Linked DNA regions of Homo sapiens: regions 2 and 3 are each linked to region 1. The links are chromatin loops, found by intact Hi-C in ENCODE. Cell type or tissue: dorsolateral prefrontal cortex. All regions are shown on one strand. Region 1 overlaps LOC105374056 (a long non-coding RNA gene). Region 2 overlaps LOC124909415 (a long non-coding RNA gene). Region 3 has its middle 290 kb from the start of LINC02024.

What was found. A loop is a pair of places that touch in the nucleus more often than their neighbours do. Peaks named below come from ENCODE experiments on the same cell type or tissue, not always from the same donor. Only the 100,000 strongest peaks of a DNase experiment are listed, where the experiment ranks them.
Region 2: it touches region 1 in a loop (3-fold over the local background); 9 of 110 quality-filtered maps call a loop at or near these places.
Region 3: a loop joins it to region 1, with 4 times the contacts of the local background. A loop is called at or near these places in 8 of 110 quality-filtered maps.

What each region holds. Positions count from the first base shown.
Region 1 is chr3:117,522,475-117,530,474 of GRCh38, reverse strand. All of the region lies in intron 2 of LOC105374056 (a long non-coding RNA gene), which reads right to left. Among named protein-coding and RNA genes, the nearest start is that of LINC02024, 160 kb to the left of the region's middle. In dorsolateral prefrontal cortex, a CTCF peak has its summit at 3,791 (motif pointing right); a DNase peak (open chromatin) is centred at 3,804; H3K27ac peaks cover 622 bases.
Region 2 is chr3:117,056,017-117,064,016 of GRCh38, reverse strand. All of the region lies in intron 1 of LOC124909415 (a long non-coding RNA gene), which reads left to right. Among named protein-coding and RNA genes, the nearest start is that of LINC00901, 140 kb to the right of the region's middle. In dorsolateral prefrontal cortex, CTCF peaks have their summits at 4,579 and 4,782 (motif pointing left); no DNase peak of the experiment used is centred here; H3K4me3 peaks cover 852 bases; H3K27ac peaks cover 4,959 bases.
Region 3 is chr3:117,394,027-117,402,026 of GRCh38, reverse strand. No RefSeq gene overlaps it. Among named protein-coding and RNA genes, the nearest start is that of LINC02024, 290 kb to the left of the region's middle. RefSeq lists enhancers at 1,413-2,112, 2,113-2,813. In dorsolateral prefrontal cortex, a CTCF peak has its summit at 3,755; a DNase peak (open chromatin) is centred at 3,666; H3K4me3 peaks cover 2,252 bases; H3K27ac peaks cover 6,044 bases.

The sequences.
Region 1 (8,000 bases):
ATTTTATTTTAGCAAGTAAGCCTGTATTGCTTACCCACTGTATCCCCAGCAGCCTGAAATATACTGTAAGTTGTACCTTTGAAATAGAATGAGTTACCATTGCTTTTATTGGACTTTGCTATTTAAAGTGGGAGAGAATTTCACAGAGGCTAAAGCATAGTCAACAAGTCTCACAGGAATTCAGACATAGATGTGGTTTTGTATGACTGGGAAAGGCTTCATGTAAAAGGCTGGACTCAAGCTGGATCTGAAAGATGAAGTGGATTTCCATAAATGTCCAACAGAGAATGCCTTTGGGAGATGCAGACTGTACAATGAGCAGATCAAATGGGGAAAAGGTTTTGCTGTATTTGGGGAACAGCATGGAGGACAGTCCCTTGGGCAAGAGAATCATGACCTTGTATAGTAGAGGATGAGACTCGCTGTAATGAACTGCTGTATCAAAGACAGGTAGAAGAGTTTTGAAGAAAACTCCAACCAACACAGGTATTTCAGGTGACACATATCTCTGTTTCTATTTTGTTTGCCTGCTAGAATAACCACACTCAGGTTATCGGGAACACAGAACATGGAGAGAGACTCTGAGCTCTTTAGCAGTTTTGCCATTACATTTAGGTTCTGCGCAGTGGCAGTGAAAGTTATTGTTAGGACTTTGTATTGGGGAAGAATCACTTGGGACTTGGGAGACTGGCCATATATTGCCCAGCATCCAACCTGCTATCTACCTTCCATCTTTGTCTTAAGTGCTTTTGAAAGTAGTTGGCCAGGAGACCATGGGATGGCCTGGGGACCATGGGAAGTTACTGTGGCTCAGTAGAGACAATTCAGATTTGCCTCTATTCAGCTGTAGTAACAGAGATCATTCAAATTGGTCTCTACTCAGCTATAGTAACCAAAACAGCATGATACTGTTGTAAAAACGGACACATAGACCAACAGAACAGAATAGAGAACCCAAAAACAAATTCATACATCTAGAGTGAACTCATTTTTGACAAGTGTGGCAAGAACATACATTGGGGAAAGGACATTCTCTTCAATAAAATGGTGCTGAGAAAACTGGATATCCCTATGCAGAAAAGTAAAAACCAGAACCCTATCTCTCACCATATACAAAAACCAAGACAATGTAGATTAAGGAATTAAAATCTAAGACCTCAGAGTATGAAACTACAAAAAGAAAATATTAGGAAAACTCTCCAGGATATTGGGCCAGGCAAAAATTTCTCGAGTAATACTCCATAAGCACAGGCAACCAAAATAAAAATAGACAAATGGGATCACGTGAAGTTAAAAGGCTTCTGCATAGCAAAGGAAACAATCAACAGAGTGAAGAGACAATCCACAGAATGGGAGAAAATATTTACAAACTATGCATCTGACAAGGGATTAATAACTAGAATAAGGGGCTCAAGCAACTCCCTAGGAAAAAATCTAAAAATCCAATTAAAAAATAGACAAAAGATCTGAATAGACTTTCTCAAAAGAAGACATACAAATGCCAAACAGGTATATGAAAAGGTGCTCGATATCATTCATCATCAGAGAAATGCAAATCAATACCACAATGAGACATGATCTTACCTCTTTTGAATAAAACAAGTTAAAACTTGTTTTATTCAAAAGATGAGCAATAACAAATGCTGGCAATGATGTGGAGAAAAGGGAACCTTTGTACACTGTTGGTGGGAATGTAAATTAGTACAACCACTATGGAGAACAGTTTGGAGTTTCCTCAGAAAACTTACAATAGAACTACCATAGGGTCCAGCAATCCCATGGCTAGGTATATATCCAAAAGAAAGAAAATCAGTGAATCAAAGAGCTGTCTGTAATCCCATGTTTATTACAGCACTATGCAGAACAACCAATAATTTGAAGCAATCTAAGTGCCCATCAACAGATGAATGGATTTTTAAAAATGTGGTACATATACACAGTGGAGTACTATTCAGCCATAAAAAAGAATGAGATCCTGTCATTTGCAGCAACATGGATGGAACTGGAGGTCATTATGTTAAGTGAAATGAGCAAGGCACAGAAAGACAAACTTTGTATTTTCTCATTTATCTGTGGGAGCTAAACGTTAAAACAATTAAACTCCTGGAGATGGAGAGTAGAAGGATGGTTACTAGAGGCTGGGAAGGGTAGTGAGGTGATGGGGAAGTAGAGATGGTTAATGTATACAAGAATATAGTTAAATAGGATGACTAGGATCTAGTATTTGATAGCACAACGGGGTAACTACAGTCAATAATAATTTATTGTACATTGAACAATAACTAAATGTATAATTGGATTGTTTGTAACACAAAGAAAGGATAAATGCTTAACATGATAGAGACTCCATTTATGCTGATGTGATTATTATACATTGTATGCCTGTATCAACATATCTCATGTACCCCACATATATATATATACACCTACTATGTACCCACAAAATTTAAAAATATAAAAATTTAAAAATATGGAGATCCATTCCTACTTGGTTCCAGATGAATTATAGTTCTCTGTGAGCCAAGAAACATCTATATAATTTATAGTCCATTTTGGCTTGCTTTTATAAAGAAAACGTTATTTTCATTCTTAAGAAAATACAGGCTGCATAACATGATGCAATAGTTGATGGAGGCAGTAAACTGTTTCAGTCCTTACTTTAAAACAACAGCAGCTACAAAAACTGGTCTCTACTCAGAAAGGTTATGTGTGGGAAGGGACCACCACTTGAGTTCAGAGGAAGGTTCATTTGCTAGGATTGTTGTAACCAAGTACCACAAACTGAGTGGCTTACATAACAGTAATGTATCGTCTGAAAACTCTGGAGGCTACAAGTTCAAAATCAAGGTCTTGGTAGGATTGGTCTCTTCTTAGAAATGTGGTTTGTAGATGTATTACTGCAATCTCTGCCTTCATGTTCACATACTGTTCTCTGTGTGTTTGTCTGTGTCCAAATTTCCCTTTTTTATAAGGACACCAGTCACATTGGTCACCCTACCCCAGCATACCCTCATCTTAACTAATTACGTCTGCAAAACCCTGTTTCCAAATAAAGGCACATTCTGAGTTGCTGAAAGTTAGAGCTGCAACATATGAATTATGAGGAGGGGAGACACAATTCAGCACACAACAGCAATGATAAACAATAGTGCCCCATCCTTTCCAGTTACCTTGGGGATGATACTTTTTTCTCTATAAGATACAGAAATTACAGGCTTATTGATTAATCTGATATGTTTTTAGTACTAATTTAAATTTATATTTGGGGGGATATGGGGGATTAAGAATATCTCCCAGCAAATTCCCTTTCTGTTAATCTCCCCCAGCTTGCAGTGACAGGGACGTTACTCTGGAAAGAGATGTACCTTAGGCTTTACCTATAACTGGGCACTGTCATGGCCGACTGTTTTCTCACCCAGTCAGACCCTCCAACAAATGCCATTTTGTTTGTAGTAGCAGGAAGAAATGGAAGGAAAGAAGGAAGAACTGAGGGAAAGGAGAAAAGGGTCCCTTTTTTCCCACAAGTAGGAACATAATGCCAGAGTGCCCTTCCCGACTCATTTCTGACCCACAGAGACTGCTGCAGCATCTCTGACCACAACTGTGTAACACCTAAAACAAGGGAGCCCATTCTGAATACTGTGGTGATAATTAGAAAGAAGGCATGGAATTTTCCAAGACATTAACATTGGCAAAATGGTTCTGAGTGTGCTTTGTGTAAAAGTAATATTTGCAAAACACATCTGTCTGTTGAATATTAGAGTCAAAACACGTGGCAAACATTTTCATGGTATTCCACCAGGGGGTGCTCCCCCCAATAGAAAGAAGCAAGAAAACTTGAAAATATGACTATTTGAACAGCCCCAAAGAAAACATTTGTTTCTGCCAAAATCATGAAAACAAACATTTTTTTTCTTTGGGAAACAAACATATTGGCTCATAAAATGAGGTTTGAAAAAAAAACAGCTTCTATAACATATATATGTACATATTTTAAACTTGCCTGAAGGAAGATAAAACAGTGCATTGACTGATGATAGGTTTGATTATTTAGAAACTAAGAAATAGATTCCCAGAGAGAGTTCTCAGATCATTTCCAGCTTAAGAACTTTTAGAACGTTAAATGCAAATGAAGAGAGAGAAGCCAATTCTCCTGACCCCTGTAAAGCTCTTAAAAACATGCACTCCTCATAATATAGACAGCCGAAACCCCTTAGAAACTATATAGGAGTTACTATTAAGAAGCAAGCATTCAAGGATCTGATATGGCCCAGACTCTATGAAGTGCCAGTTTGATAAGCCATGTATCTGAGGTCCTCCTCTTGAGAGTTTTTATGCAAATCACTAGAAGCCCTACTTTTAATTTACCAAGAACTAAGTTGTATGGTGTGAAGCTCAAGGAATTTACTCGAGACTCAAATATTTTAGAAATTTTTTCTTTCAAATATACTTAGATTTTACATTATGAACCTTGCTTTTATACAAATCACTTTTTTGTTATTTGAGGAACAAGATAACATTTTCTTGGCAGGATTACTATAGTCCCCCCAACAAGCTCTACCAAAGAAGATAATAGAACTTATTGAGCTTAAATGAATTATAGGAAAGTTCCTGAAAAGTCCAAGGTAAATGTGAAGAGAACCCGATTCTCTTAACCTCACCCAACCCAGCACTTGATTCTCCCTTGTTTCCTGGTTTTCATACACACACTGGGAAAGGAAAAGGAAGAAGAAACAAGGATGTCGTTATGGCTGAAGGAGCTTTGAGCTTCCTTTGCTCTTTATCGCAAAATGCATTGAATATTTCCCTCATTTCTCGTAAGCCTGTTACATTTAATCCTACTGCTTATTGATATAAGAAAACTAAAACCATCTCTACGTTTGCAAAAGCGTATTTTACAATTTCTAGAACATTCACAGCAGCCACAATGCCACAGTGAATTGCCTCAAAAAAACAATGCTGATTTCTGTTTTGGGCACATTATTTCAGAAAACAACTCACCAGCAAGATAGCAATTCTACACAGAATCGTTTATATCATTACGTGGAAGATTATAACCCTAAAAAATATTCCCCAATTTGTTTCTTTACTGAATTCTGCTTTCTAAAATCAAGACAAACAAATAGGTATCTAAGAGAATTAGAGTGGTAAGAGTGTGAGGCTTAATTCCATATTGCACGTGCATGATGCTCTGTTTTTTATAGCTCCTGCTTAAACAAGCTTGAAAATAAAGCCATGGATCGATGGCCTGAGATGTATCATTACGGAGAATGCAACCCTGGGATTAAGTTAACCAGCCATTCTTCCATGCCGTGAACAAAGCTTGTCCTGGGAATCTGAGACATATGTTGTGGCCTGGTATGGCCCTTCTATTGCTTGCACCCTGCTCTGTGGGCTATATCACCATGAGTCAGTGGGCTTGGCACAGAAAGGCACATTCCAGCTACAGACCGAGGAAGAAGAAAAACTTCACACAGAGAGAAGAAATGGCAGAAACTTTATTGCAGTAGGAAGAAAAATAGGAAGTAAGAGTTTTAAGTAATATTACATAGTCAACTAATGTTAATAACATCAGCAGCTCTCTTTGAATGACAACTATGTACCAGGCTCCTTTTATACATTATTTTTGACCCTCATGTAACCTTTATAAGTATTCACTCCATTTTGACAGATGATAACTGATGGCCTCAGGTTCTGTAACTTGTCCTAGAATCATGCAGCTAGTATGTGGCTGAATTTTATTTGAACCCAGGCTTCTCTGCCTTCAAAGCCCGTGTCAAGTATGTGTTATGTGGCACCATCATACAATTTTATGTTTTCTTGCAAGAGCAGCATTTCAATGAGTGGCTCAGTCACTTATTCTTTGTGTAACTCTAGGCAAGTTCACCTAACATCTCTTGGTGCTTGTTTTCTTATTTGTAAAATGGGGACAATAATATTACCTAGGGCATAGAGTTATGGTAAGAGTTAATGATTAAATATATATGAAGCACTTTTGAGAGTGCTTAGAACACACTAAGCACTAAATGAAACTTAGCTATTATAGTAATACTATTGTTGAAATTGAACATTAGTGAAAAGAGCTTCCCAGAGAATACTTCCAAAAGGGGTAATAACGTCTGAATTATAAGCTTCCGGAGAGCAGGTATAATCCTCTCGTGTATATGCTTATATGGGGAGGACAGTATAAAGAACGTGGGAGCACATCATTTACTCTAAACAGGCAGTTAACTGGATCAAGATAAAAAGAAATTTCAGGGATGCAGCTCTGATCTTCCAGGAATTTGGCCAAGTGTGTGCTGAGGTTTATTAAATGTTTTACTAACACGTGAGTTCTTGCCTTTTTTTCTGGCGGGACCTAATATATAGGCATCTTTTATTCTGAACCTAGGCAAGGGGAAGGAGAAAACCTCATGGCAAAATGGTGAGGAATTGTGAGACAGAAGTGTCATGGTCAGTCAATAGAAAAGAAAGAAAAAAGAAAAAAATGTTAGTACTATCATTTATTTATAATGTAAGTTTTGAGAAACTTCTCACAATTCATGTTGAGAGAAAAACACCTACCCTCTGACTTATCCATCTTTACTGCCACCCTTGCTCCCTGAACTCTGGTTCTTTGTTTACTCAAAAGGCAGCTGGCTTGACTAGCTTTCCTGATGTTTTCTTTTGAAAATAATAAAAGAAAAGAAAAATAAAGCAAAAGCCATTCTCCCAAGGCGATATCGGGAAGTGTCACTTACCTATCGCCTTTCTTCCTTTCTCTCTGATGTTTAAGTGGTGATGCTCAGGACTGGTAATGCTCCAGGAAGTGACCCTGCCCTCAGGCCCTCTCCCCTGCCTCAGGCAGCCTGACTCAGAAACTGTCCCCTAATCACCTCATCCTCAGTCACAGCTGAGCTCCCTGGTCACCTCTTTCCAGGACCCACAATTCAACCTTATCCTGCAGCAGCCATGACATTCTAGAAACCTCACACTCCTGCCTATGTGCGTGCCCTGCAATATTTTTTGCTATCCTGTAAGGAGACCACACGCAGGCTTATCTCTGAGATGCTCTAAATCTAACTCAATCTAGTCAGGATTCCAGTCGTCCCTCCTGATAGGTCTATATCACTGCAAGTGTGGATGAAAAACACAGACTGTCAGAACTGAGAGGATGTCTCTGTATCATCTTGTCTCACAGTCTTAAATTTCAGATGAGGAAACAGATGCCCACATCACTGTTAGTGGATGACTCCAAACAAGAATCCAGGCTTTGAAACATGATGCACTGTTTTTTCCTCTGTGTTACATGACACGACTCCAGGTTAATACTCTCTGATTTGTTTTGATACCTAGGACATGTTGCTGTCTGATGTATCTCATTTTTAATCCACAAATAATCACTGATTTTTCTCTCTCCTCAGTTTACCAGTGGGTAGACATGGGTGGAAATTTATGTGGTATAATTTCATAAATTCTAGGAAATTCCTGGTGAATATATTTCCAGGGAATGGCAAATTCTTGGGATTCCCTCCCCATCAACAAAAATGAGTCTTTCTAATATGTTCTTTACAAGCTGGATATTTGTAACTGTATGAACTATCATAGAAGTTTACATTTTAGGAATATAATCAAATAATAGAATAAGATGTTAATTAAATATTTTTTATTAAATAACTTTAGAAGTATAAATAATATCACCAGTAAATTTTTAGATTTGTTGGGAAACTGTGACAGTAAATTGTGTTCAGGTTCTCACAATGAAGTAATAGAGAAACCAAATATTCCTGGGTAGATACCCCTAACCTCTAAATTTATAGGATAATGATATGACAGTATATTTGCTATATAATGTACTTATTTAAAATAGAACAATTAAAGGAAAACAACTATAGCTTCAAGTGATGGTTCCCACATTTTAGACTGCATGAGAATAACTAGAATGATGCTGTTTAAACTCAGATTCTGTTCCCTGGTCTAGACCTACTAAATTATCATTATTGGTGGTGGGGCTCTGAAAT
Region 2 (8,000 bases), 470 kb after region 1:
GAAGTAGAGAGTATGAGCTGTGCTGAGAAAGAGAAAAGCAAATAACTTGATAGGCTGAGTAACATGGCTAATATGACCTAATATACCATTTGTTGCCTAAGCCATTGTGTTTACTCTCAAAAGCCTACCTCTTTTCAGTCCTAGGACTGCAATGCTAGCAGATCCACTACCCTCCCAAATCTTGGTTCATAATCAGCTTCCCCTGAATGATTTAAAGAAAGACAAGTAATATAGAATAAGCACCTGATACATAGAAGCCAAACTTACTTTTGAATAGGGATGTCCAGGCAAAGATAGCCAGCAAAGATTCAAGTTGCAGTGTTAGGAGTGAGATCAGGGTAGCAGGTATGTACCTAGATTTAATCAAAAGAGAAATGATAGTTGAAGTGATAAGAAAAAGCAGGTAACTGAGGAAATACACTGTAAAGGGAAAATATACAGCTCATCGTTTAAGCCTCCAAGTTCAGTGGAGAGAAGAAGGAAGAAGAGTCAATGACTGAGATGAGGTGGAAAGAATCAGAGTTAGTAGGAGGAGATCTAGAAGAGTCAGCAAAACAGAAGCCCAGAGAGGAGGGATTCAAACATGGGAGGGATGAAGGACAAGCCGAAAACAGCAGCCAGGTCAAGGAGAAATGGATAAGAAAATTCATTTGTTTGAAGATCCGTTTGATCTCTCTCATATATATGCTTATATAATATAATATATAAAAATACAAAATTATTAATATATACACACATACATATACATAAACACATGTACTTATGTGTATATATATTTATGTATATGTATGTATATGATTTATTGAGATATAATTCACATACCATGTAATTCACAATTGGTACACAGTTCGGTGGTTTTGAGTATATTGACAGAGTTATCTAACCATCACCAATCTATTTGCCTGTGTGATAAGATAATTGATGAGATGATTGCTGTAAACCTTGGGAAAAGCAGTTTCTGGGTAATAACTAGGAGTGGGGCAGTTATCGAGAAATTAAGAAAGAGTGAGTAATGAGTGATGAGTACCTGGAGTCACTAAATATTTGGTTCTTTTCTGAAATTCTGAAAAGAGTGAGACAAGGATAGTAGTCAAGGGATATCTGAGTCAAAAATGGATTTGCTTTTGTTACTTTGGGTTTTTCTGTGTGACCAGCTCTTGTTTGTTTAAGAAAGGGAGCAAGCACAGAAAGAAGACAAGTGTACTTCCCTTTCGCATTGTAGAAAGTGAATGTGGAGTTGTACAAGACAGTGTTTGATGGAATGAAGCAATGAAAGAAGCAGGGTAGAGGGAAAGTAGTTAGAGCTTTAGGTCTTAAAAGGAACAAAGCCCTTAACTATTTAGAAGTTGTGAAGAGGGCCACCTTAAGTTTTTGCAAATTGAACTCTTTATGCTGTATTAAAGAATATGTTTTCATAACAACTTTTTTTAGGTCTCATCAGATGATGCGTGAGAGAAGACAGGGTGAGAAAAGACAGGGCTCTTGGCAAACCATGAAGTGTAAAGTAGCAACCAATTACTGAGAACCTACAATAAGCTAGGATGGTGCTAGGTGCATTACAGACATTTAAAAACAAACAAAGGGGTTGTTTCCAAGCTGAGTTCCCTGGAATCTTTTTGAAGCCCAGCGTTTAATCTTTAAAGTGAAACCTAACTTATCACTAATCAAATATCTACCAATCTAAAAGTCATATAATATGTTAGATATTGCTGTATATGCCAGCTCATATAGTTTAAGGCTCAAAAATTCCCATTTTACCTTTAAAGTAAACTTTCTGAGATTAATTGTCAAGGCCACGCAATTAATAAGCACTCAGTCCGAATCATACTCATTCGCCCTCTTCTTTTCACAAGGCTACACCATGAAGGTCAACAATTATTTTACATGATTGCTTTGAGCACTAAATGAGTTTGAGGGATGTCTTTCCTAGAATCCATCCTTATTCTCTCCTCATTCTTTCCCTATCACTGAAGCATTAACACTTCTCTTTTGTTTTCTTTTTATCTTTGTGCCTACCTTTCTAGATGTGTGGCATTTCAATTCTCTCTAACTCACTGACTGTTGTTGACTTTCTGGTTCACTCATGTCTTTCTTTCATTTCTCTCTTTTTTTTTTTTCTGTCTTCTCTCCTGAATACTGAAATTCTTCTCTAATATAGGAATATTATGACTTTGTGTTTGGCCCCAACTCTAATTGTTCTAGAATTTTAGGAATTTTAGTAGTGGTATATCAGAGAGGTGCTTGCTCTATTTATTCTAAATATTTTTTAGCAAAACCAAACACAGGCTGGGGGCAGAAGAGAAACTTGAATCAAACAAAAGCCTCAGCAAACATTTTTTCAGAGTTAATTTGAATTATTTAAAATGGATTCCTGGGGAAGTGGCATTTTGTCAACATGCTTAAAAATGTATATTCAAGGATGTTGTAGTGTATTGGGACTAATATATTCTCCGTATCATGAAGCGTTGCAGCATTTAGTTGAACATTTCCATAATGTTGCCAGCACTTCTTTATTTCACTTGAGAAGTAGGGAAAAATAATGTTTTAAAAATATTTATTGTTAGATTTAATTATACTCCAGACACATCTTAGTTGTTTGGATGGGATTGTGACATTGTGTATTGCAAAACCAATCACTTTATAAATTATCCTCATTTACATTGTATAGTTTTATGAATTTGATTATTAGTACAGAGAGTTCATTCCTTTAAAAGTAACAGTTCTTTCGGTTTACACTCAAACAAAGAAGTGAGATTTTTGTAATTACCCTTTTTTCTTAAAAAAAGATATTTTACAGCCTCTGAGCTGTGAAATATGGGGATCTCATTAGTTGCACTGAGATTTCCCTGTTACCACTCCAGCTGTTGACTATTTACTACGGGAGCTGGTGCTAGTGGTAGGCAGAGAAAAATGCTCATTTAGTTAGAGCTTTCCAGGTGAAGCGTTCTTTGAGGTTGATTTGAACATTTGCCTATAATGAGCAAAAGCTATGCATTATTCAAATCATGAAAAACTACAAGAATCTTCCCAAATTGTTCAGTGTTTTGTCAAATAAAATAAGTGCTAGTATTTAGAGGAAAATTCCATTACACTAATTAACTTAAAAAATTCATTAGCTAACACATGTTTTATTTAAATGATAAATACTAGGAAATCCCATATCTCACTGTTTATAGACACATTTTAGCACATTTGTGATTATTTCACTCATGGACAAACTAAGCTGTTGTTTACAGTTGTAATTATTATATAATCTAGCTTTCAAAGTCTCAACTGCATCTTAAATTATCATAAAAACAGTTGTCTATATCCCATTGACCTCTGGGGACATATTTTGTGAATGGTATTATTTTCTTAATGTGAAGTGATGTGCTGTGGTGGCTAAAGCCCCAGCTCTAAGAAAGACAAATCTGGGTTCGAATCCTTGATTAAGCACTTAAGAGATAAGCAAATTCAGCAAGTTGTCTGACCTCTCTTAGTCTATTTTGTCACTTGTTATGCAGGCCCAGTGATCCTAGTAAATGGATTGATTGATTCATGTTAATTACCTGGGTCATTAATTAATAACTTTACTCAGAAGTGGCATATCTATGTAAACTGTGTGGTAGAATAAAGGGTGACCTTTTTATTCCATTTTTCTTTGTATTTTCTAATTTTTCTCATATTAAATATAATTTTTTAATCAGCAAAAATAAAGATTATACAAAAGTACATAAGAGGTAATAGATACTAAGGAATTATTTTGAAAGGCAGGATAAAATAATTAAAGAATTTATCAAGGGAAAGGGTGATCTAGTCTGTGTCTATCCACTGCCTTCCCCTTCACCTCCCAACTGAAACCTCTGGAAACAGGTTCTGCCATCCGCTGGCACACTCCTAGGATTTCTGTTTGCATAGCCAAGAAGTGCAAGAGCCATGTTGCGAGATTTTCAATTTGATCGTCTCACATGAGGGTACCAGTGTTTTCAGACTGGAAACAGCATGTTAGTACACTTTGGCAATAATGCATTAAATACAGATGGGTTTGTTTTTAGCCAAATATGTATCATACAGCCAACAGCTGTTTAGATATTGCCAACGGTCTGTTTAGTACACAGAGAGACTGTGGGTTTCTTTTCTACTCAAGAAAATCTAGTGAACCTATGTAAAATCTCCACAACCGTGTCCAGTTGGCTACAAAACAGGAGACAGATCATCAGCACACTGACAAAAGCCTGCAACGATTTCTTTTTACTCCCAAATTTTATTATAATGAGGACAATTAGCATATCTTAAATCTATCTAAGTAATAACACAATCCCAGCTCTTTCAATAGATAAAGAATCCCTTATGATCTCAGCAATAATCCAATTAATGATAATGTTTGGTATTTTTTAATGTTTTCTTTAAAAGTATGAAGCACTGAGGAATATGCAGAGCCCTAGAAACATAGGACATCGCTGCTCCTGCCCACATCTCCCTCAAGTGTGAGAAGCGATGAGCATATGAAACATAGTATTTCTCATTGCCTAAGATTTTATTTTAATTACTATTAAAGACATCCAGATACAGAATTAAAAGACCATATGTATTATCTGAAAAGTGAAAAAACAAAACGGTATTTTATTCCATCAAATTCATGGCTGATTTAATAAAGGACTGTCACAATATAAACAAGCCAAACAAAATACAATTTTATATGTTCAAGAGCTCCCCTCCCCCACTCCCTTTTGTAAACATTGTTTTTGCACTTGAAGCAAGGGAAAACATTTATTTACACTCAGGATTTTAGGGATACTGCCACCATGTGGTAGTAAAGAAACATCTCATCAACTCCAATAATTTTTTTACTCCATGACCATATATTTCTATTTCTTAACAAATATAATTCTTTCACTTAAATGGATAAAGCTACAATACTTTAAGCAACCACCAAAAGTAATGCATTTGTCAACCTATAGGAAGAAACTAAGGCAAAATTAATATAAGTAGAGAGTTTATTTGGGCCCAGGTTTAGAACTGCAGCTCAGGAGTCACCAATTCAAATTGCCCTGAATATATGCACCAATTAGCAGCAGTTACAAGTGGGTTTTTAAAGAGAAAAAAAGAAGTTAGGGGATAGTTTCTAAGCTGTTTACCAGAAGTTTATGTTGGTTCATTAAAATAACATCAGCTATTGATTGGCTATATATTGTTTCTTATATTATAAATTTCAGGAACTTGAAGATAGTGGTTGAGGGTCACATTGTGTAACTTGTAGTAACATTTGAAGAAATTTATCAGCTAGTCTGGAAACTACAGGAAAGAAAGTAAAAACAAAATACCTTTCAGCAATTACCCCTGGGCATGGTTGCAAAGGATGTGACTGAATCCTCAAGCTCCTGTTTCTCTGGGCCTGATAAATTTTGCAGACCTCACATTCTTCAGACTGCTCCAAGTCACTTTTCTTTCTCACATCTTAAATCAGTTTAAAATCATAGAGGAGAATTAACTCTTATAACGCTTGCAGAGATGATCCAGATTTTGTGGGTCCTAAGATTTGGAAAATTGGGGGGATGTCTTCTTTTGAGAAATGTCTATACAAATCTTTTGCCTTTTTTGATTGGGTTATTAGATTTTTTCCTACTCAGCCGTAAAAAAGAATGAGATCCAGTCATTTGCAACAACATGGAAAGACCTGAAGATCATTATGTTAAGTGAAATAAGCCAGGCACAGAAAGACAAACATCACATGTTCTCACTTATTTGTGGAATCTAAAAATCAAATCAATTGAACTTATGGACATAGAGAATAGAAGGATGGTTACGAGAGGCTGGGAAGTGTAGTGGTGGGGGCGCTGGGGGAAGATGAGAATGATTAATGTGTGCAAAAAATTTAGAAAGAATGAATAAGACCTATTTGATACCACAATAGGGTGACTATAGTCAATAATAATAATAATATATTTTAAAATAACTTAAAGAATGTAATTGGATTGTTTGTAACCCAAAAGATAAATGCTTGAGGGGCTGGATACTCCGTTCTCCATGATGTGCTTATTTCACATTGCATACCTGTATCCAAACATCTCATGTACACTATGCATACATGTACCATGTACCCACAAAAAAATATATTTAAAATAATTTTTAAAAAAATTTTTAAAGAAGAAAACAGGCTGGGCATGGTGGCTCATGCCTGTATTCCCAGCACTTTGGGAGGCTGAGGCAGGTGGATCACCTGAAGTTGGGAGTTCCAGACCAGCCTGATCAACATGGAGAAACCCCGTCTCTACTAAAAATACAAAATTAGTCGGGCATAGTGGCACATGCAGCTACTCAGGAGGCTGAGGCAGGAGAATTGCTTGAACCTGGGAGATGGAGGTTGCAGTGAGCTGAGATTGTACCATTGCACTTCAACCTAGGCAACAAGAATGAAATTCCATCTCAAAAAAAAAAAAAAAAAAGAAAAAGAAAAAGAAAAAAACAAAACTTGAGCTCTTAAGAATACAAAATTAAATACAAAATTATTTATAAAAGGGAATAATATTTATTTTGAATTAGAAATCAAATAACCACCAATCACTTCAGGCTTGGAGATTCTTATCTCCTATTTCTGAAATTTCTAGACATTTTCCCCAAAAAACTCATTGAGAAATACTTCCTCTTTGCAACTTGGGCTCCCTGCTCCTCTTCACTTACTTGATAATACCATACAACACCCAGCATTCATTGGGGTCTGTATTAGTCTGTTCCCATGCTGCTAGTAAAGGCATACCCAAGACTAGGTAATGTATAAAGGAAAGAGGTTTAATTAACTCACAGTTCCACATGGCTGGGGAGGCCTCACAATCACGGTGAAAGGCAAAAGAGGAGCAAAGTCACGTCTTACATGACGATAGGCAAGAGGGCATGTGTGGGGGAACTTCCCTTTATAAAACCATCAGATCTCTTGAGACTTATTCACTATAATGAGAATAGCATGGAAAAAAATCACCCACGTGATTCAGTTACCTCCCACCAGGTCCCTCCCGTGACACATGGGGATTATTACAATTCAAGGTGAGATTTAGGTGGGGACACAGAGCCAAATCATATCAGGGTCTGTGCAAAGGGAGAGCTTGGAAGCTTAAGTCTTATTAGCTTTATGACAATCTCATCAAAAGGTAATTTTTGGCATTTCTTAGGATTTGCTTGCAGCTGTGAGGCTGTCCTATAAAATGAAGACAAGCAACTGTCTATATTCCTTCTCAACTCCAAAATACTTTTATAACTTTCTAGCTAACCCAAAAGCATTGTTATTAAATATTTACAGTAATCTCATGTTTTAAAGATGTTAAACATCCCTGGTAATTATTCCTTTGTTTCTAGTCTCTGGGCATTTCAGTATCTCTTAATGTGGCTGCCTCCTCACATAATTCTCCCCTTTGCTGTCTAGCCAGGAAGGACTGCTTCTCTTTTCAAACCAATAGAGCATCACTAAACTGCCTAGCTCTTACCTGCAGGGCTAAGGAAATCTGTAAGGACACTGATTGGAGAGGAAAAGCCATTGAAAAGGTAGGAGCAAGAGGGAGAAAGCAAAGCTCAGAACTTTCTGGAAAACATAAGTTTGCATCTATCTGATTACTGGTATTTTTCTTTAGATGTTGAAAATCTTAAATAAAGACAAAATATTTTGTTGGTTAAACGATTTCTTAGGTAAACATAGCAAATATTCTCAGTCCTGGTGTAGGTTATATTTTTCTACACAATAGAGTAGACACTTGAAATTTCTCTGTGGAAGAAAACCTGGAAACAAATTAGCTTTTAATCATGGGCTTTTTGAAATCATCAATTTTGTTATTAGACCTTTTCTCCCTCCTACTCTTCCTTTATCTTTTTTCTGCCCCATCACATCCCTGCTTTAAATGCTGTCTTAGGATCATATAATGGGACCCCTCCTAAGATATGTGTAAGCCAAACACATGAATTTGGAATAGGAGTTTATTCTTTCAGTGTCCCATTGTAAACAGAAAGGAGATGGGGGGAGAAAAAAAAAAAGC
Region 3 (8,000 bases), 130 kb after region 1:
TCATGCTTGTCTCGTTTAACTTTTATCACCAAACTAACTGGTATTTCAAGAAGTTATAAACCCAGTGGTTTCAATATTTTTGAAAGCAGATGTCATTTGTATACTTTAAAAAATCAAACTATAACAGCAACAAAACTTTTTGGCTTCTCATTTTGAGAGTTAATGAGAAAGGCAAAAGATTTATATGATCTAAAGAGAAATCAGAATATTGAGAGTTAAAGTAATAAAGCCAAATATGTTGGCCACACATAGTCATTACTCCTTGTAAAGGGAGAAGCCGGACCTAAAAATAATAATACTATAAGTAGATACTAGGTTAGGAAACTTGAAATCGACATTATCAGACCCACAGTAATATATTCTATTTTATATCATACTGTATCTGGGTCATCATACAATACCCAGAATAAATTTTTTGTCTTTGGAGAGCCACATTTAGGTCGGCCACTTTCCACTGGGATGCTAGATTGCTCCTGGGAACAAGCACACCACAGCAGGATGAAGACCAGAGTGGGTTTGGAAATAAAAGGAGAGAAAGGAATTGGATTCAGAGATAATACCCTCATCCTAACTTAAAATATGAAATGTCCAATAACTCCACAAAAATCTCCTAAAACCTAATAGCACTTCTAATAGCTCTTCTGAAATACCCATCCTCCCCTCAGGACCTAGCAATCTTGCTAGAGTTATGTGAAATATGTTTTCAAAAAGCATTGTCTAGACCAGCTCTTTTTCTACCTTTTCATTTCTGCACCACACCTTGTAAAATTGTTTCAGCTTTATAGCCCTGTCCTTGTAAATACATTCAACTCTCAATTACCCTCACCAATGAAGGGGAGCATTAGTGCAGATAATTGAAACTGGTAAATAATCTGCTCTATTGGGCTAGAGCCAGCTCCTCCTACCCAGGCTGAGTATTTTTTTGTGTGTAGGAAGAGGAGGAAAGGCCTCTGTTCTGAGAAAGAGCCTCAGCTGAAAAAGAGTTTTGTCTTCCACCTTTCTAGCTAGATTGAAGTCAGGTCTATACTGCCTAAAGACTTCTAAAGCATACTCAGAATCACTGCATGTCATACTACCCCAAAGACCTTTATGTAGATTGGAACGTTGGCGTATCAGAGTCAAGAATGAGCTGTATAAGAGCCAATGATGATTTTGCAAGTAAATATCAACTGGACATGCCAACTGCTATATAATTCTTAACAAAGCTGCGACTTAGTTCAGCAAGGAAATAGAAGCACAGTCTAGCATGCCTCCTAATTTTTACTTTGTTTTATTACTTTTCTATCACAGGATATCACAGGCAGCTATTGGTATTTAGGGCATTTTTCTCCTTGTGGAATGTCAACAGGGGCTATCTAAGTTTTAATATACTCTTTAAAAAATAATTAATATCACCAAAGTTCTCAAGACACAACAGCTTCTTTGTGAGAGGTTCTGAGTGGTGATGAGTCATAGAAGCAAAGATTGCTGATATGAAGTGATCAATTGGAGAATCATGAGTCAATCAAGTGGTTCTTCCAGGATCATAAACCCCGAGAGCAAAGCTCAGTCCATTGTAAAGATTATCACAGCCCTGAAACTGAGCTCATCCAGACATCACGATCGATCAGAATCTGTTACGTTCTCCCCAGCTGCTCTTTATCTGCTGCTGGACGATCCTTCTCTTTTTCCCATCGTCAACCAACTTCATTTCAGTTTTACACACCTTTCCCGTTTATTCTTTCTTGCTCCTCTTTTGGATGTTATCTTTTTGTTACCTTCCCTGATTCTCATTTGCTATTCTCCTCTTTCTTTTGTAAAATTCATTTCCTTACTAATTTACTCCCCAAATCTTAGGTTTAATACTTTCCTTAGCTTTCTACCCCAATATCTTCACTTTCTTTACTCCCCTCTGCCCTGACCTCCTGCATTCTGATTAGATGCCATATGTATAACAAGGTAGACAGATGCTTTGCTGTTAAGCTAAAGGGCTTTTTAATTTACCAGAACAGAAACCACGAGCTTTCTTTTTGTTTGGGGACATCAGCAGTTCATGGCAAAGGGCTTAGGAATACAAATGAGGGTTTTTCTCTTCAAGCAGCATGGAGTCTCAGCATGCCTCTCGTCCTCTCTCCTTATTTTACTTGATCTGCAAAGTAAAAATCTGCACATTTGATGGATTCGTAAATACCACTAATGACACTTAGATCTCCGGACACACAGTGCTTTAAGCAGTAGGGGCAGCCAGCCACGCAGCCTATGTCTGTGACTGTCAATGCATTTTACCTATTATCTCTCTACATATTCTTTTTTAAATCTGTGACCATCAACAGTGTTTATTTTGATGGGTTTCTCAACTTTGCCTAAACTGAAAGTGTTTTGTTTTTCTCTGGCACTCTGTGTGTAATCAGAGATGGCTTGGGTACACAGAGAAGGCCCACAGACAGCCTATCAGACCACAGAGCCAGAACATGCCTGTGGTCTGACAATCACCCTGTAGGGTTCTCCCAGTGCTAACTCTGATCCAAGAGAAAGGAAGATGAGGAGAACAGCCAGCAATTTTAGGACAAGGCCACACAGACAAAAACTGCTGTGACTCCAGAGTGTGTCTGGAGAGGAGGCTTGCAATGAAAGGCAGCTTTTCTCTCTCTTTGGGGTAGAGTGCTTCACCTGCCACAGTGATGGTGCCCCACTGCTGACTGTCCAGCAGGTAATAGCATGGGGTTCAGAAGAAGGCTGCTATGGAAGCAGAGGTATCTGTCTATGCCACACCTAGAGCCCTTCACAAGGAGTGTGTATCCCCCAGTCACCAGGAGCTACAGCAAAACAAGTGCTCAACAAATAATCCACAGCCATGAATTTTAAAATATCTTATGACATTGTTCTTGACTGTAGTTTTGCTCCTGTAGACATTTGTAACATGACTTTGTGACTTTGCACTTAGCATTGGTAATGTGTTGTCTTTTTTTTTTTTTTTTTTTTTTTTGTTACTGTATGGATTTCCCAAAAAGCCCTCGAAGGGAAATAGAGCAAGTAGTAGTTTCCATATTTTACAGATGTGGAAACTGAGGAATAGGTGAGGCAGCATCCTTTCCACACAGAGGCACTCAAAGAAATGATTACAATTGAACAGCCAGTCACATTCCTTTTTTTTTTTCCTTACAGGGGGAAAAAAGAGTTGATCTTTTCCACATGAATGAGATTGGACACTCTCTCAAGCCAAGTGCTGTGGGACTCAGACAGAAAGGGCCACCTGTTATGGAGGTGACTTAGGTCAGGAGATAATTCTCAGCTGTTCAAACAAATAAACTTCAACACCACAGGTCACTTCCTTTACCTGCTCTTTGTGTCCGCAGCACCCTGCCGTGCCGCCAAGCCATTTACCCCTTTTAATTGAGCAGACGTGGCTTTTTTTCTGCCTGTGCTTTTTTCTGGCTTGTTACTGCCATGGCTAACAATTAACACTATGATAAAAATGAATGCTTGCTACATATGCCAAATGATATTACCAACAAGGGGGCTTGTGTGAGAACTCGCAGGTGCTGTGTAAATCCAATTTGTGGGACTCAGACTGCCCAGAATTACACAAAGATAGCAGGGACCGCTGCCCTCATGGAACTTGGCAAAGCACACTGCACAAAGGAATAGATAGCTATTGTGTCTCTCACAAAGAACGCTCTCTGGTCAGTCAGAAGGCCCAGAAAATCAGTCCTTCAGTTTTCTAAGACAAGCAGAATATATGATGTGGAAATCTCCAGCTGTGTGGCCAGGGAAGTCCAGAAACTGGACCTGCCTAGGGGGCAGAGTAAGATGCATTCTCCCCGGGAGCCGGCAGTGTCCCTATGGAGCAGAACCACCGAGTCACAAAATTCTCAATTCTCAGCTCGCTAAGCTATTCTGGTCGCTTTGAGTTAGCTATCTCCTTACTGTTCCTCTCCAAGAAAGCTTCTTCCACCCCCACACACTTCAGAACTTCTGTTCACTTTCAAGTTTCTTTCTTTTTTTTTTTTTTTTGTTCTTTTGTTAAGATCATTTCTCTTCAAGTCTTTCAAAGCTTCTTTGAGGGTTCTCAGAAACACAAAGCACTCCTTTTGGATTGTATTCCTGGTTATTTCAAGGAAGTGGCTGAGAATAAGATACGTGTGTGCCTGTGTGCACACAGCCCCCTGCATCCAGAGCATGCGGACCCTGGCCTGTGAGTGTGCAGGGGCATCCCTGATTGATCCAGGGCAGATAACCTGTGGAGTCTAAGGCAAGATAGGTTTTCATTCTTGCACTGCACTTGTTTGTCTCTGTAATTGTGTAAAAGTTGTACCGCCAATCTTCCTCCCTGTGAGGTCAAGATAATATATTGCTCTCCTCACTTCATTTTTTTTTTTCACAGGTGAAAGGACTATGGACTATAAATTCTGGCAACTATATTGCCTGATCTTTAAATATCCTATGCATAAGCACATAGCGCTTAAACACACTTCCTTGGATCCTCAACACACCCATTCTACGCTTCAATTCTACACTTAAGTGGGTGTGTCGGGGATCCAAGGAAGTGTGTTTAAGCACTCTGTGCTTATGCATGGAATATTTCTGGAACTCCAGCCCCACCACTTACAAGCCATGTACCCTGTTTCCTCCTATAAAATGGATAATGTGATACTATCCACTGCATAGGATTATCAGGAGAGTTAATGAGCAGATCTAGAAATAGCTCTCAGAACAGTGTCTGGCATCTTAGTATAGCCCCATACATGTGAACAATGATGTTATTCCTCTTCGGACAACTTAGATCCAGCCTCACAAGTCTTTTTCATTCTTTCAATACAGCAAGGTTTTCTCTATCTCAGGACACCAAGGTCTTTTCACTTGCTGTGCCCTCTATTCCGACGGTTCTTTGATTGCTCACTGCCCCCATCCCAACACCATCTCATGTTCAGTTTTATCTCATCCTTCAAATCTTACCCAGAGGAGGGCCTTTCCTGACCATTGAGTCTAAGCTACATCGGCTTTCCTGCTATCCTCTGCCTCAGTATCTTGTTCATTGTTTATAGTACCTGCCAAAGTTTAAAATGATTGTTTATTTCTTTAAATGCGTATGGTCTTTCCCAGTTGATTGTGATAGCTTTGTGGGCAGTGACCATGTCTGTCTTATTAACTATTGGATTTCCTTCACCAGTTCATTAACCCAGAGTATATTAATTTAGGGTTTACTTAATGCCAGACACTTTCCTAGGCACCATTAGATATAAGAATGAAACAAACAAACAAACAATCCCTGCCTTCATGGAGGTTACAGTTTAGTTGGAAACATAAAAAATAAACAAATAAGAAAAATATATAGTATGGTACATATTGGTAAGTGCTAAGGGGAACAAGAAAGCAAGAAAAGGGGACAGGGAACATAGGGGGAGGGGCTGCAATTTTAGATAGGGACTCCAGGAGAGGTCTTACTGTGCCTAGGGGAAGGAGGGGAGAAACCGGTGGAGAGAAGGGCAGCCACAGAGGCTCTGAGGTGGGAGCTTACCTGGTGGCTTTGAAAAATAAGGAGGAAATCTTTGAGGTATAGTAGAGCAAGTGAGAGGAGACTAAATGAGGATGGGTTCAAGAGATGCTGGAGGATCATGTGTGGCAATGTATGAGGACCTATGCTTTTACTCTGCATGAACTGAGGAGCCTTGGAGAAGAGGATTGAATGAATGACTTAGTTTGTAACAGGATCATTCTGACTGCTGAGTTGAGAATAGACTGAAGAAGGGCTAGAACAGAAGCTGAGAGACTAATTAGGAGACTGTTTCAATAATCTAGAGGTAAGATAATAGAAACTCAATAAGTACTTGCAAGTAAATAAATACTCTTAGAAGACTACGAGTCTCTATGGGTTAGTTTGGGTATTGGCACACTGAGGTTCTGAAACCAGGGCTTCTTATACACCCTTGTGTTTCTTTGTATTCCACTAATAATATATGACCTATCCCCATCACCCTCAAAGCTGCAAAAGAGAAAATGTTGGCGATGATGGATAAAGCCAGAGAGAGTTATGATGTAAGACATTCAGCCAGTGTTGCTCTAAAGCAGTGCCTGCTTTTGATCTGTGAAACAGGCATTTCTTTCTCCTTCATCACTTAGAAGCAAAATGAGCATCATTTTCAATACAGAGAAAAAATAGGGAGACAAAAAGAACTGGAAAAAAAGGAACAAGAAACTTCCGTCAGCATGTAGAGTGTCAGCAAGAGCCATTGGACATCAGGGTTCTGATTCAGGTGAACTGGTCTTTTTACTTTCTTATTCTTTAACCCAAGGGGAAATCTCTTACAGTTTTTACTGCTTATGCATGGCTTTTCTAGCTTCATAAGAATTTGCTAAATATTTAACTACTAGCATTTGACTCTAGTCAATAACAACAAATTCAAGAATAACTAGGTCTTTGAGACTTCTAGACCATAAATTCATTTTAAAATAATTATTGGCAAGTGGAGAAGATCCAAAACTCCATTTAGATAAGAATATTTATTTTATCTGATGCGATTTTTAAAAAGTTCTTTAGGGTTTTATAAAATTAAGTGGTAAATACACAAAGTCATCTTAAAAGGAAAAAAATAATGCAAAGATAACTATGTACTATTTTTTAATTTATGCAACATCTCTGTGACTACATTAATAAAACCTACCATATTCATTGAATACAGACTTTCTCACCTCCAGTTTTTCTCTAGAGTTAAGAGAAGAAAAGCATCCATAGGAAGTGTGTTGGCAGGTATGGAAAAAGGAGGGAGTGCAAAATAGCTCCCTGAATTGATTGCCAAAGATGAGTTGAATCTAATCTTTGCTCCTGTGTTCTGTAGCACAGAAATTTTATTTTGGATTAGAGTAAAGCTTTCTGGGCTGAAAATCATATTTTAAGGTAAAGAATGAGATCTAAAAATGTTGTTCCTGCCAGTATTGGGAGAAAAAAATTTTAAAGGCAAATTTGAGCCTTTAAGCCCTGAATATCAGAAAAATTTCTTCTATTAAATATACCTTTATATTTACAGGTAGTGCATTGGAAAGGTCATGGTTCAATGGTATATTAGAACACAAGAATAGACAACCTTACTCCAATAATCTCACAGTTTTTATTAATTCAGTCTTCCTCAAAAGACTTGGGAACATTTCCTAAATCTTTCTTGTTCCCATTTATTTTCCATCAGCATTGGTACCCATTTACTAGAAGACGGTGATAGGTTGTAAGACTGTTCTCTGTGGAAATGACTGAGCACTACTCCAATGTTGATGATGTTTCTGCCAAGCCCCCATATGTCTTAAGTTTCCCGAATGGACATATAAAACATAATATATAGTTCTGTTGTTTCTTTCAAAAGCCTGAACTTGCAAAATATTTCTGGTGGTAAGCATCTCACAGGTCAGTACTCAGTCCCATTCTGACTACTGTAGGATATTTAAAGATCTGAAATAGCAGATAAGTGTAGGGAAAGCAATGCTTAAGAGGAGAAAGCTTAGTATAAAAGCAGACGATGAAATAGACATGAGGACATCTAGAATGAGCAGCAAGTAAGAAAGAAGATAGGAAAGTAATAGAGATTTTTAAAAATTTGCTTTTCCATCACTCAACATTTTCTGAAAGTGTTAGCTTACTGGGTCAGTTGCTGAGCTCCTTTGCCAAAAACCAAACAGAAAAAATACAAATAAACTATAAAAGAAAGATGAAAAATGTATTTCAAAGAAAAGAAAGTCAGGGATAAAACGAAGTAGCAGTTTGTAAGGTAACAAAACTGCAAGACACAGGCAATCTGAGGGAGAGAGAGAGAGATGCATATAGCGAGAAAAACTGAAAATCAAGGAAAGAGGAAGAGGGACCTCTAAAAAGAAGCAACAGATAGAAAAATACAAGAAGGACAGAGACACTTAAGACAGCTGGGAAGAGCTTGAGAAAAGTCACACATGCCCTGTGGGCTTCCAGCTACACAAGAGCTGCAGTGGACTGTCAGGGCAGATAAACAGTGGAGAGTGGAATGGAATACAATTTACAA